Linked DNA regions of Homo sapiens: region 2 is linked to region 1. A link is a contact called in ENCODE Hi-C or POLR2A ChIA-PET data. All regions are on one chromosome and are shown on one strand. The core of a region is the stretch at or near the end of the contact, and the rest is flanking DNA. Distances in the headings are between cores, read along the strand shown. Region 1 overlaps FKBP5 (FKBP prolyl isomerase 5). Region 2 has its middle 16 kb from the start of ARMC12.

Region 1 (6,998 bases), core at 3,222-5,721:
ACTTATTAACTAGGTGTTCTTTGTTTTTGTTTTTTGGGTGCTAAAACCTGGAATTGAACCATAACTAGGTTTTTGAGTAATTTGAGCTACATTATTAGGAAGCAGAATTACATGAGTTGCCAGAAAGATGAGTAACCCTTTTATTATTCACTTTTAAAAAGTAGAGGATAGTCACTGGGCGCGGTAGCTCACGCCTGTAATCCCAGCTGAGGTGGGTGGATCACCTGAGGTTGGGAGTTTGAGACCAGCCTGACCAATATGGAGAAACCCCGTCTCTACTAAAAATACAAAAAATTAGCCGGGCATGGTGGTGCATGCCTGTAATCCCAGCTACTCCGGAGGCTGAGGCAGGAGAATCACTTGAACCCGGGAGGCAGAGGTTGTGGTGAGCCAAGATCACACCATTGCACTCCAGCCTGGACAACAAGAGCGAAACTCCGTCTCAAAAAAAAAATAATAATAATAATAATAATAAAAGTAGAGGATAGCAGGGGCTGTGACACCAGGAACACACACTCGTTATCTTTTGAATAGAGAGAATTTTAGTTACCCATTTAAACTTCATAATTTATATGCAGTAAATAGCACTGACCACACCCACTGTCACTTTTCCTAAAGGCTCCCAGATTGTTCTCTTGACTCTGGTCCTTCTAAATCCAGCTTGTAAATGGCAAGTGCAGTTATTTCTGGATTTGTATCTGTAATGGTGGAAGTAATAATACACACAATACAAGCTAGCAGATGATAATGAAGTCATTTATTTATGGCTCTAAAGTGATATTTTTGCATGAGCTTTACTCCCAATTATGTTTTGCTTGAAGTCCCCCCCAGTATACATCTGCAAGTTGATACAATTTAGCAGTATTATTAGTATATCTGGTTGTTTTAGAGTGGCAAGACAACCTGACCCAGAATTTTGAAAATTCTGTATGAATATACAAACTACAACTTGACTACAGTCATGTTCCCATTTTAGAGTTGAAAAACAGGCTTGAGAGAAACAGCCTAGTGGAGAGGTTTGCAGAGGGAGATAAGGCATGGCCTTAACTTTGTGTGGGTTCACCTTGTATTTCTAAAGATGCACTTTGTAGCAGTGCTTACCAGAGTACGTTCCTTACTGTGTTTTTGCGGCTCCTCTCTCTTGAGCAACATTGTTCAAGCTACAGCTTGGTCATGATGGAAAGTGAGTTCTTCAAACAGTATGAAGAAGCACTGGCCTAGCAGTAAATTGGCACTGACACACAATTTCAACAGCCAGAGTGTTTTCAGTTTGGAGTATCTTCTAGAATTAGCTGCTCTTTGTTCCAATAGGCCTCAACTGATGCTTTTCTCTCTGTTCATCTAACCATTGTCACAAATTTACACACAGGCCAAAGAATCCTGGGAGATGGATACCAAAGAAAAATTGGAGCAGGCTGCCATTGTCAAAGAGAAGGGAACCGTATACTTCAAGGTGTGTGAGTCCCTATGCAATCCTTTCCATCTCAAAGAATTTATTCAAGTGTTGGTGAATTGTGCTGATATTCCCTACTCTGAATTTTGTCAACACTGCTTGGTAAGAATAAGCTGCAATTTTTATAAATCTGTCATTTTCAATATGAAAAATGGTGAGAAAACAATCATGTGGAAAAAAAAAAAAGTACAGATTCCTCTTTTACACATTCTGCTCTAGATTGTAACCTTCCATACAGGCAGACCAGGTCTGGCATCCCCACCCACCACAGTATCACTCACTCCTAAAGCATCTTGCTTGGTACATAGTTGGCACTCAACAAGTGTTTTTGGAATGAAAAAAGAATGAATAGAATAATTGTTAGCAAAGAATGGAATTCATAAGGGTAAGTTTCACATCATTTTTCTTTCTTCCTTTTTTTTTTTTTGTATGAGAGACAGGGTCTCCCTTTCTTTCCCAGGCTGGTCTCAAACTTCTAGCCTCAAGCAATCCTCCCACCTCAGCTTCCCAAAGTGCTGAGATTACAGGCGTGAGCCACTGCACCGGGCCCATCTTCCTTTAGACTGTCTTGATGAAGTCACTAGAGCATATGATAAAAGGAGAGAGGACATGCACAAATTTCAAAACAAACTGACAGGAGAGTATTGATTGCTTCTAATGGCCAAGATGATTCCTGCACACTTGCTTTTATGAGGAATCTCCGGATATTCCTGAATGATATTCATCATAAATTGCTTCTCAGAAACCCTTCTTGGAGCAACTAGGAGTGTGATATTTTCTCACTTAGATCTTAAACCTCTAGATGTAAGAAAAAAAGAAACCGCCCTTCATTCTGTTTTAATCAGTGTTCTACCCATTGCTTCCCCACCCCAAATATATGCCTTCTCCATGTCAAGCAGAAAGGGCTTAGTGATGAGAATTAGAGGGAGAATGGGAGTTCTGTCAAGGTTTCTTTCGTTTTCTGCCACTGCAATACAGAAATTAGATGTTTTTCAGCAGTATAAAGCAGTGAGGCATAAGTGTACTTTAACAAGTCTTTATGGGGCATCTGCTATAAGACATGCTATTATTAAGTTACAACCTTGTCAGGAGGGAGGAGTGGCAATGTTAATCCAAATGAAACAACTAGAGAATTATGTAAGAATATATAATCAACCCAAAATTAACACAGCCAGAGGGCACCATGTGTTTTCAGAATTTGAGCTGAGACAATATTGGGTCATGAAATCAGTTTTGTGGAAGTGTATTGCAATATGTTATAAGGATCAGTTTTGTTGCATAAAACTTTGCTTGTGTATGAGTAAGTACTGGATTGCATATTTCTTACTGTGGGTGGTATTCAAACAAATTTTAAATCATGGGTTTAGATAAGTATAAATATATAAATATGTTATTTATCATTATTTACTATGTATACTAAACTCTTATGGATCACCAGAAAGCATGGGGGTATGATAGAATAAGCTCAGAATTGGGAAAAATGGGCTTTATTGCTCTTCAAATGATTTAGTCATTTAAGGTCCAAAGAGGTTATATTTTCAAGTGAAAAATAGGGGAGTTAGATGTTCCCCAAGTTTCTTTCCAGCCTGAATTTCTGTGAGTTTCTAAACTCTCAAGAACAAGTGTTATTTTTTTGGTTTTGTTTTGTTTTTAATTCTAATTGAGGTATATTGGATACTTCTAAACTATTCAAGTAAGATTCCAAGTGGGTTATTTGTATATCCAAATACATAATACACTAGAGGGAAAAATGTTTCTACAAAATTTCTTAAGATCGTGAGTCCTTAACAGTATTTTCTATATTTCCGAAGTCCATAAAAATCCTTAACTATATTTTATATATTTCCTCAATACTTCCAAATAGAATATTAACAGTTTGGGAAGATTTGAGGCTTTTGGCCTTTGACTAGAATTATATCGATTCAGTGTAGTAAAACAGCTCAGCTATTCAGAGGCTCTAATCGGTGCTATGATACAGAATTTTGGAGAACATTATTGGTAATGAAATAATGTTATGAAGCCATCTGTCATATAGCTGTGTTCTGAATATATACAGAGAGATGGCCAGAATTAGTGATCAGTAGCAGAAAGCAATGAGTGTCTGTACAGTTACTTAACTTTGTTGCTTATCAGCATCACAACTGCAAGAGTGATACTATTATGAACCTACTTAAAATTACCAATCTTTGGATAAAATCTGGATCAGCAGTCACACACATGGAAAAAATTATTTTTAACATGGAATTTGATAGGCAAAATTTTTCAAAACATTAGTCCATTGGGGAAAAATTAATGAAAGGTTCAAAACCACTGACCTGAGACTTTTCTCCCAGAATGTCTCTGAACATTTTGTACCACTAAAAACTTCCCTGGAGGCACCTTTATAATTATAGGTAAAAGATCCCAGCAGTAGTCCTAGCGTTAGCTGTAAAACTTCAAAATGGTTAGTAGATAGTTTCCTGTACATATTCCCTTCCCAACTCAGGGCAGGTTTCAATCTGCCATACTGCCCTCCCGGGCCTTGTCTTTCCAGGGTGTCTGACTTGGCATGTTATGCATTTGCACAGAGTCCAGATGTGTAGGTGAGAGCAGAGATGGGCTGAACTAAAGATCTGTATTTCATGCCATCTGCATATTGGAATTCTGTTTCCATTGATCTGTTGGTTTGGTTTATACCTAAATGGGTAAAGCCTCTCTCCTGAGTAGGATTGAATTGTACTCAGCTTTTAAGTGGGAATGATTTTGCCATTGAAGATGTAAAGTCCTCATTTCAACCTCTGAATACTAAAGAGAAGAAAAATAGAGAACTCTATTTGGCTCTGAAAATAATTATTAAGTACAGGTAACAGCATAATATTAAGCCAGGCATTGTGCAAGCGAGTTAAACAGACACGATTTTTGCCCTCATAGCTGACAGTGTTCTGCAGGACAGGAGCATTAACTCACACCTGGTCAGTGTTTTTCTTTTTTCTGACTTGGCAGCAGAGTGGCAAGAAGGCTAAGAACACTGAAGTGATGTGGGATTCTTGCGCCCCCTTGTGCTTCTCCTGGGAAGAAAGCATTTCTAAAACAAACTAGTTGAGGAGAATTGTTCAACCTCTAAACTCTTCAGATAAATCGGGCTTTGCTATATTTTCACCACCCTTGCTGTTCCAAGATACCAGTAATGTGATTTAGAAACAAGCCGTTTATGACTCTAGGATTTGATGTTTTAAAAAAAATTCCTAAGAAGAGTCCACCCTGTCTTTCATCTCTTTCCTTTAGTGCAGAATTTTTCAACCTCAGTACTATCAACATTTGGAGTGGGATAATTCTTGATTGTGTGGGGCTGTCTTGTGCATTGTAGAATATTTAGCAGCATTCCTGGCCTCTGCCCATTAGATGCCAGTAGCATCCTACCCAGTTATGACAACTAAAAATGCCTCCAGACCTGCCAGGTGTTCCCTGGGGGGCAAAATCACCCCCCAGTTGAGAACTGCTTTAGTACCTCAGAAGCAGGGAGTACAAGACAGACTTTTCGCTAATTGGAAGTTGAAGTCTAAATAAAGTTACATGATATATATGCAAGAGCTTTCAAAAAATTAAAATGCCCTATGTGAAGGAACTATTAAGAAGTCTAATACCTGTTTTTTGTGTTTTGTTTTGTTTTACCATGGCCTTCTACCATTCTGATTATTCAGAACTTATTGAAATGTTAAGATCTAGGTTTTTGTCCTCCCTGGCTCTTCTTTTCTTTCCCTATACAATATATTAGGAGATAATCAGAAAAGTTAAGTTAATCAATGCATTAGAGAGGGAGGAGGAGAGAGGATGAAGAAATGAGGCATGACAGGGGAAATGCCTGTCCTTCCTATCTCATCTCAGTGAAACAACACTTTTCATTTCCACCCACACATTTTTTGCTCCCAATGATAGCAAAAGGTTTTGTTGTTGGTATTGTTTTTAGAGAGAGAGGGTCTTACTCTGTCACCCAGGCTGGAGTGCAGTGGCACAAGCATAGCTAACTGCAGCTTCGAACTCCTGGACTTAAGAGATCCTCCTGCCTCAGCTTCCCAAAGTGCTGGGACTATAGGCGTGAGCCACCACACCACTTTAGAAAAAGTCTTGATTCCATATTTACATTCCTTTGATTTCAATATTTACTCAACAAACCTTTATTAAAGACCTCTTGGTGCTAAACCCTGAATATTCCAAAAGGGAGAGGACAATGCTGCCTGTCCTCAAAGACCAGCAAGAGAAAAGGCAGTGACAGAAAGAAAATGCCGACCTGAAACTGGTGAGGACTTTATTCTTTTTTTTTTGTAGCATCCAAAAAAGGAGTGGTAGGCCTAAGACTATGACAAAATTTAAGTATTGTCTTAGCTTGGGCTGCCACAGTAAAATACCATACACTGGGTGGCTTCAACAACAGGAATTTACTTCTGGAGACTGTAAGTCCCAGATCAAGGTGTTAGCAGGATCAGTGTCTGGGGAGGGCCTCTCCTCTGGTTCCTTGTAGCTCCCTTCTTGCTGTGTTCTCACATGGCCTTTCCACATGCATGTGAGTGGAGAGAGGGCAGAGGGCAGCAAGCACCCGAGTTTCTTCTTATAAAGGCTCTAATCCCATCATGAGGCCCCACCCTCATGACCACATCTAACCTAATTCCCTCCCCAAATGCTCCATCTGCAAATATCACATTCGGGGTGAGGGCTTCAACATAGGAATTTAGGATGGGGGACACAATTCAGTCCATAGCAAATCTAATTTCCTCAAGAATTTCAGCATTTAAAATAAAATGCCCTGGTTTCGTGTTCTTATGAATGACCTGTATCACACACTTCTGAGGCAGAGAGGGTGACAGACTTTGATTTTAGTGCCAGTCTTCCCTCTCCTAAGTGAGTGACTTGGGAAGAAGGATGTTCGAGGGATGTAGCCTGGCCCTCATTCACACCCAGGCCCTCCAGCTGGAACAGGTCTGCCCCATCTTCATCACCAGAAAATCCACACCAGGGCTTCCTTTCTACAGGCAGAGCTCGTTTCTTACATCACCCACTTGAAGTCCTGTATCACAGGCATGTCCTCTTAGACCTGCTCTATGGTTTTTCTCTTACTCAGACTCCTTGGGTGAGGGTTGGAGTATTTGTGGGGAGAGACAACTCGGCAGTGAGATGTACGCGCTGCTTGGGCTGTGGTAAATCCTAGTAACATGGTCTTAACACTGTTGGTCAGGCATTGAATTTAATGTCCTAATAGGTCTGGCTGCTCCTCTGCCATCTGGCAGGATGTATCATCTGTGGTTTTGAGCTTATCACCTCCTCAAAGGAGAATCCCCACTTGTACTCCTGTTTCTATTTGCGTATTTACCAGCGATTCCCCAGTGCTTTCATTTACCTTAAAATCACAGTGGACACATTGTCTCAGCCCTGGAGGGGTTTTGTTTTGTTTTGTTTTGTTTTGTTTTGTTTTTGAGGAGTCTCGCTCTGTCACCCAGGCTGGAGTGCAGTGGCATGATCTTGGCTCACTGCAACCTCTGCCTCTTAGGTTCAAGCAGTTCTCCTGCCTCAG
Region 2 (6,998 bases), core at 3,114-5,613, 140 kb before region 1:
TCTGGGATCCAAAAACCAGGGGCTGAGCCTGGGTTCCAGGGCTCTGAAGTCAGGTCTATCTGCAGCACCCAGTGACAGTGACACGGCCTCTCTTAGGACCCGTTTACAGCAGGCCTTTGGGAGAAAGCACCACCATTATGTCAATCCCTGGCACTTATATCAGGCTGTGTACATTTAATGTACCTGCCTTAACTCAGTATGATCTTAATATGCCTCTAAAGTAAGAATCAGACTCGCTTTCCTGCTGGGAAAACTGAAGCAAGAGCAGCTAAGTTGCTTGCCTAAGGGCAAGAAACTAGGTTTGTAGTTGCTGTCTGGGGTACTTTGTTTCCTATCACAGGGCCTCTCCTGAGCTAAGAGAGGAAAAGTTTTCCAGGATGTCCTGATGATGTGTGGGCTTTCACTCAGCCCTATCACCCAAGGAAGGGACCACAGCACCACACTGCCCGTGCCAGCCTTATCTGCCTACCCCCAGGGGATGAAGCAGGGACCCCAGACGTAATGTATTTAGTTGGTCTGTCCTGGTCTCTGGCAATCTGTCCAATATGGCTCTCATGGGCACATTTTGTCTTTCTGACCTTCTTCTTTCTCTGAGTTCATTCTTCTTTGTTTATCTTTCCTTCTGAATTTCTCTCTCCTTGTTCACTGAGAGTCCTGTTTACCTCCATCTATCGGTGTTTACTTTTTATTTTTGCTTTTTGTATTTCCAGTCTTCTGGGAATTTTCCCAAGATCCCTTCTGCCTTCTTCCCTCTGACACCATCTTTTTTCCCAGGAAGCATCTTCCATTTGTTCCTACCTCCACGCCCTATGCCTCACCTTGCCCCAAGCTTCTGCCAGTGTCAGATTGCTCAGCCTTGTTAATCCAGTGGGCACTTACAGAGCACCTACTGTGTGTCCCAGGAATTGAGTTAATGCCCTGGGAACCAAAGTCCTACACCTGTGCCTGGGCATTTATTTATTTATTTTTATTTTAATTTTTATTTTATTTTATTTATTTATTTTTTGAGATGGAGTCTCGCTCTGTCGCCCAGGCTGGAGTGCAGTGGTGTGATCTCAGCTCACTGCAACCTCTGCCTCCCGGATTCAAGCAATTCTCCTGCCTCAGCCTCCCAAGTAGCTGGGATTACAGGCCCCCGCCACCACGCCCAGCTAATTTTTTGTATTTTTAGTAGAGATGGCGTTTCACTGTGCTGGCCAGGATGGTCTCGATCTCCTGATCTCATGATCCGCCCGCCTTGGCCTCCCAAAGTGCTGGGATTACAGGCGTGAGCCATCGCGCCCGGCCATGCCTGAGCATTGATTAAGCACCTACTGTGTGTGTGTGCCAAGTATTGTGCTACAAACTGGGGACACAAAACCTGGTCGCTGCCCTCCTATGGGCTACTTGGAAAGTCTGAGTCCCTGGTTTACTTGGGAAAATGCACAAAAACGGATCATTATAATGTCTTGGGAAGTTGGGGACTGGGTGTGGCCAGAGCAGAAGGTTCAGGGAGAGAGGAATTGGCCAGGCAGAGCAAGGGTGCAGGACGTTCCAGGTAGAAGGAACAGTGTGTATAAAAGCACACAGGCGTGAAGCAGCCCGGTGTTCTCTGGTGGGCACTGGGAGTTGTTTGGTCTGGCTGGACATGGAGTGCAGGTTGGAGAGCCCGGGGAGATGAGGCCAGAGGCAGGCAAGCCCAGATGGTGCAGAACCTCGTGTTCCAGCAAGAGTTGACCTTTATCCTGCAGCAGCCGGAAGCCCAGGCAGCCTCATGGTTCCCTGCAGCCCGGGAGCTTCAGGGCTGAGCCTGGGCCAGAGCCAGGCCCAAAGCACTCTCCTCCGATCCCCCATTAGCCCACATTCACAGCCCTCAGCAAGGCCTGTGAGAGTTAGTCACTTAAATATAATGCTATTTCCAAAGCTCATTCATTCATTCATTCATAAATGTTTAGCAAGCGCTGATGTTTGCCAGGTGCTGCTCTGAGCACCGTGAATGGGTCATTAAACCCCACAGAGGTTCCAGCTTTCAAGAAACTTATATCCTTGGCAGTTGGGAAGGGGACAGGCCATAAAAAAAAAACAGAACAAATAAGTAAGAAAATTTCAGATCACAATATGTGCAAAGAAGAAAATGAATAGGGATGCGATGGAGTGTGATGGGGGGTCTGCTGAGTACTCAGGGAAGGCTGCTATGAGGAAGGTTATATTTGAGCTGAGACCTGGATGACAAGAATAAACTAGTCACGTTAACATCTGGAGGCTGAGGGTTTCAGGCACAGGGAACAGCACAGCACATGCAAAGTCCTCAAGGCAAGAAAGAGCTTTGTGTTTTCCAGGTTTAGAAAAAAGGCTGAGTTCAAATCCACTACTCTCCAGTAATCCTCTGCAAGGATTATTACACCCATTTTGTAGAGATGGAAACTGAGGCTTGGTCAGGAAGGTTAGTTTCTTGGTCAAAATCACAACTGGGAGTACGCATTTTGGCTGTAAAGCCACTATTGTCGGCTGGGCATGGTGGCTCATGCCTGTAATCCCAGCACTTTGGGAGGCCGAGGCGGGCAGATCACCTGAGGTCAGGAGTTCAAGACCAGCCTGACCAACATGGAGAAATCCCGTCTCTACTAAAAATACAAATTAGCCGGGCGTGGTAGCGCATGGCTGTGGTCCCAGCTGCTCGGGAGGCTGAGGCAGGAGAATCATTTGAACCCGGGAGGCGGAGGTTGTGGTGAGCCGAAAGCATGCCATTGCACTCCAGCCTGGGCAATAAGAGGGAAACTCCATCTAAAAAAAAAAGCCACTATTTTGGGGTGTGTGTATATGTGTGTTTTTTAAATAAAAAAATCAAGTTCAGCAACCATGTGTCCTAAATTATCTAGAATGGTCAAATTTCTAAAATTCTTTTTTTTTTTGGAGACAGAGTCTCGCTCTGTGGCTGTGAGTGCAGTGGCATGATCCCAGCTCACTGCAACCTCCACCTCTCGAGTTCAAGCAATTTTCCTGCCTCGGCCTCCCAAGTAGCTGAGATTACAGGCGCCTGCCACCATGCCTGGCTAATTTTTGTATTTTTAGTAGAGACGGGGTTTCACCATGTTGGCCAGCGTGGTCTCAAACTCCTGACCTCAGGTGATCCACCCGCCTCAGCCTCCCAAAATGCTGGGATTACAGGTGTGAGCCACCGTGCCCGGCCCTAAAATTCTTATTGTCTTCTGGACAGTCATCTTGGACATGCTCTGTGTTCCATATCATGACTTCAAGCCTTGCCTTTTTCATGTACTACCAGTGGGATCCTAGACTAGCACTTTACCACTTTAAGCCTCAGTTTCCTAATTTGTAAATAAGGAGTAATTGTAATCATTCCAATATCACAGGCTTGCTGGGAGGATTAAATGAGATCATCCACATCAGGGTCAGCACAGTGCCCGGAATGGGGTACCTGTGAAATTAATGGTGATTCTTCTTTATTGTTACCTTGGAAAATGGAGGCCAACTGCAGGATGATCGTGGCTCCAAGGAGCTGGGGACCCAAGACATGCACAGAGAAAGAGAGACCAACAATGTGAGGCCTCTGATGCATGAGACAGGCAGGGGAGTAGTGGGAGGAGAGAGCAAGAGTGAGCAGCCAGGAGGGCCTCTTCCCTTCCCTTTACTCAGCCTGTCACTCCTCTGCTAGGATCCTGCATTGACACATCTTGTACTTCCTGTTTCCAGGGAAATTCCTCGCTGCCGGACTGCGCCCACCCTTGAGGACCTCACATTCTCTTTGGGCAGAGCGGAAGCCAGACAGAGACAGGGACTACGAAGCGACAATCCCCAGCCCTGTGTGTGCAAGGAGCCCCCGAGGGGCAGGCAGCCACGCTGCAGAAGGCTAGACTCTCCGACCCCCAGGGAGCCTGGTGTGGGCTGCAGGGACAGAACGCTTCTCAGAGGAGGTAGGGACCCCATGGAGTACGTGACGCCTGGCCCTCCAGCTGCATGCTCCAGTTATCAGGACAGAGACCCCTCCCCACCCATTCCCAGGCTTCCCTGGCTCCCTGCTCTGCTGCTGGGAGGCCCTGTCACCACACATGCGCGTGCACGCACTAACATACACACACCCCTCTCAGGCACCCCCGGAAGACCAGCTGCAGCTGGGGGTGGGGGTGCACGGAGCACAGCCAGGGTTCTCAGATCCCTAGCCTGCTCTCCCACCCCGCCCTAGCCCCCAACTGCCGAGCTGCTTCTAGTTTTAAAGCAAAACATGACTCTGTCCTTCCTGCTGCTCAGTGGCAGCAACACTGCCTGGGGTTATTTTTAGCAGGGATGCAGGGAAGGCACAGTTCTCCTTGACTTTAACTAGGGACAACCCCCACCCCTCAGCCAAGACTCACTGGAGGAGGCCGGGTACGGAAACCCCCCTCCCAGAAAGGGGAAATGGTGTGTTTTCTGTTCCTTCAATTCACTAGAATGGGAGTTGCAGTCAAGCTTGGGGTTGAACTGATGGGAAATTCTAGGTTCCAAAGCCTGTGGGCTCTGCCCCATCCCTGGTCTCTGTGTTTCCATGAATCCGGGAAGCAAGAGGCACATGGTGTCTGGAGTCGAGGTGCCCTGTCTGTGGGTGTTGGTGTCCCTGGGAAACTGCTTGGTTATAGCCAGGCTCTGTGGACTACACAGGGGCACCAGGCATTGTGGGTGGTGTTTCACAGGCGCTGGCTAAATAATTCATTAAACTGAGCATGTCCGTTCCGTGTATTTTTCTGTATGTGTATCTTTTAGATGCTAGCAGTACTTTATGAGGTATAATGTACATACATTCCACATCCAGTAAAATGCACAGATCTTAAGTGTACAGCCTGATGAATTTTGACAAATATATCTGCCCATGTAACCATCACCTAGATCAAGATTTCAGACATTTTCACCACCTCCAAATTCCTTCGTGCCCCCTTCCAGTCAGTCTCTACCGCAGAGGCAACTGATTCTGATTTCTATCACCATAGATCATGTGTGTGTTTTACAAAGTTAAAAGAAATACAGCTGCTGTCATAGAAGAGGGAAATGAGCAATAAAGTTCTTAACATGAAAGGGAGGCCTCAAAAAAGGGGTTACTGGAACTGGAAAAAATGAAGGTATCATTGGCTGGGAAACAGGAGGTTTCAGACCCAGCCCAACCCCTCAGGGTTGGGACCAGAGGGCTTGGGACACTTCTTGGAGCAGAGAGGCTGTGAGTTGGGAGGGGGCAAGGGGAGGGCCAGCTGTGGCTCAGGCCCAGCTGCCTCCTGTTCTGCTAGAGGTCCCTGCCCCTCCTCCAGGCCCTCCCCACTGCACAGTTTCAGCAAGGCCAAGGCTGCAAGGAAAGGTTCTCTCAGGGGCATCTACCCAGAGGCAGAGTTTAGGGCCCCTGTGTAGTTAGATTATTTGTTTTTCTTGCCTTCCTCTTCAAGGTTTGGAACTCCTGTATCCTTTGTCCTGCCTGGGGAGGGGAGAGGCTGAGGCTGTCAAAGTAGAGTGCTAAGGAAGAGTCATGATGCTTTTCATTCTTTCCTTCCTTTCTTCATTCAAAAACAGTTATTTGAGCACCTGTGTTGTGCTGTAGATTCTGCTAGGTGCTGAGGATAGGAGAATAACTAAGCCACATTTTAGCTTGCTATGGAGTCCGAATTGGGATTCCCAGGTGAGGCCGGGCCTTATACCTCCTTTGTATTGGAGATGAGGGGCCCAAAGAGGGGAAGTGACTTATTCAGAATCACACAGCTAGCTGCTGGCAGAGGAAGGCAAAGAACAGGGATCCCTGATTCAGCCCTAGATGGGGATAAGAAAGCAAAGGAAACCAAACCAACAGCCGATTCCCCGGTGTTCCCTCCTGCAAGCTTTTTAGGGTGACAAAAATCACTGACCTGGAGTAAGAGGACCTCATTTCTACTGCTAGGTCTTAGAAACACTTCCTCTCTCTGGGCCTCAGCTTTCTTCCATGAACATGCGGGAGGCAGCTTGCAGAGGACCTCTGGCTCTCGCGAGCACACCCTGCATTTTCCCGCCTCTGTGCCTTTGCTCGAGTTGTTTCTGCCGCCTGGAATGCCCCCTTTCCCCTACCACTTCCTTCCTCTGACATTCTCCTAATCGTTTATGGCCTAATTCAAATGCCGCCCCCAGAGGCCCCCCAGTCCTTGGACATCTGGGGAGTGGTGTCATCCAGGTCTCCACTACTAGAACAGAGACAGAGCTGCCTCCATTTTGCAACCCTCCCATCCTAGGGCACAGCCTTCCAGGGAGATGGGGTCTGTTTTGCCAGCCACCGTTGGAGGAATCGAAGGGACTTATTCCTCCCGCCCTACACTTTCACCTGCCCCTTTTCAATGTTCAGAGACTGATGTCTTCCTTCTGCTGGGCCTCCAAGACATTGTGCTTTCTGCTGGCCATGCCAGCCCAGGCTGGAGCATCAAACCTGGGCACTTCTGGCAAAGGTGGCTGCCCTGGGAGGTGACCCCAGGAAGGATGAGACGGCGGGGCCTCAGCCAGAAGCACAGCTGCCCCACCTCAGTCGTCCAGTCCTCATTCACAAACACCCGGGCAGAAATCCTCCTTCCACCACAAACACATGACTCCTGTTCCCACAGCCATGTCCAGACCCACTCCTACCTGCCTGCCCACAACACCGAGTTTGCAAAAATGTCCCCCACGCTCCCACAGCTCCCCTGCCCCTCCCATGGGTGTGCATTGCCACAGGTGCACATTCATTGCACATACACACAGGGTGCACACAGACATGCACGTGGGCATGTAATGGGCAACACAGATGTGGACACATGCGTGCATACACACAGATGCATACATGGGCATGTAGCCCCACAAACACACGTGCACATGGAGCACACACTCACACATACATGAATACATGGGCACACAGGCACACGTGTGCACACACATGGGCGCACAGGCACACACTCTCACACGCTCTCTCATGATAGGAGGCTCCTCTCCACCCTCAGCTCTCAGGCAAGCCCAGCTCACATGCCTTGAGCTGAGGACACTGTAGGGGA

What was found. Hi-C counts contacts between places; a loop is a spot of excess contacts on that map. ChIA-PET counts read pairs that join two places held with the same protein, here RNA polymerase II (POLR2A). Pooled maps may share reads with other maps.
Region 2: a pooled map shows a loop between it and region 1 (2.6-fold over the local background). The contact joins two enhancer-like sites. A Hi-C loop is called at or near these places in 3 of 168 maps with a recorded cell type or tissue (endometrial microvascular endothelial cells, gastrocnemius medialis and posterior cingulate gyrus) and 2 of 50 pooled maps. POLR2A ChIA-PET finds 5 or more read pairs at or near these places in 13 of 52 experiments (CD4-positive, alpha-beta T cell, CD4-positive, alpha-beta memory T cell, CD8-positive, alpha-beta T cell and 9 more).

The regions. Positions count from the first base shown.
Region 1 is chr6:35,581,489-35,588,486 of GRCh38, reverse strand. It overlaps FKBP5 (FKBP prolyl isomerase 5), which reads left to right. Exons shown (of 11, transcript NM_004117.4): 8 at 1,370-1,453. Among named protein-coding and RNA genes, the nearest start is that of LINC03135, 41 kb to the right of the region's middle. RefSeq lists a silencer at 6,409-6,609. Within about 2 kb of position 4,471, at least 9 of the 41 ENCODE cell types and tissues checked have a DNase peak (open chromatin) inside an H3K27ac peak, as active enhancers do; they include gastrocnemius medialis, where a contact is called at or near this core.
Region 2 is chr6:35,717,241-35,724,238 of GRCh38, reverse strand. It overlaps a transcript of FKBP5 not described here. Among named protein-coding and RNA genes, the nearest start is that of ARMC12, 16 kb to the left of the region's middle. RefSeq lists enhancers at 3,497-3,736, 6,175-6,740 and a silencer at 5,493-5,787. Within about 2 kb of position 4,363, at least 28 of the 41 ENCODE cell types and tissues checked have a DNase peak (open chromatin) inside an H3K27ac peak, as active enhancers do; they include gastrocnemius medialis, where a contact is called at or near this core.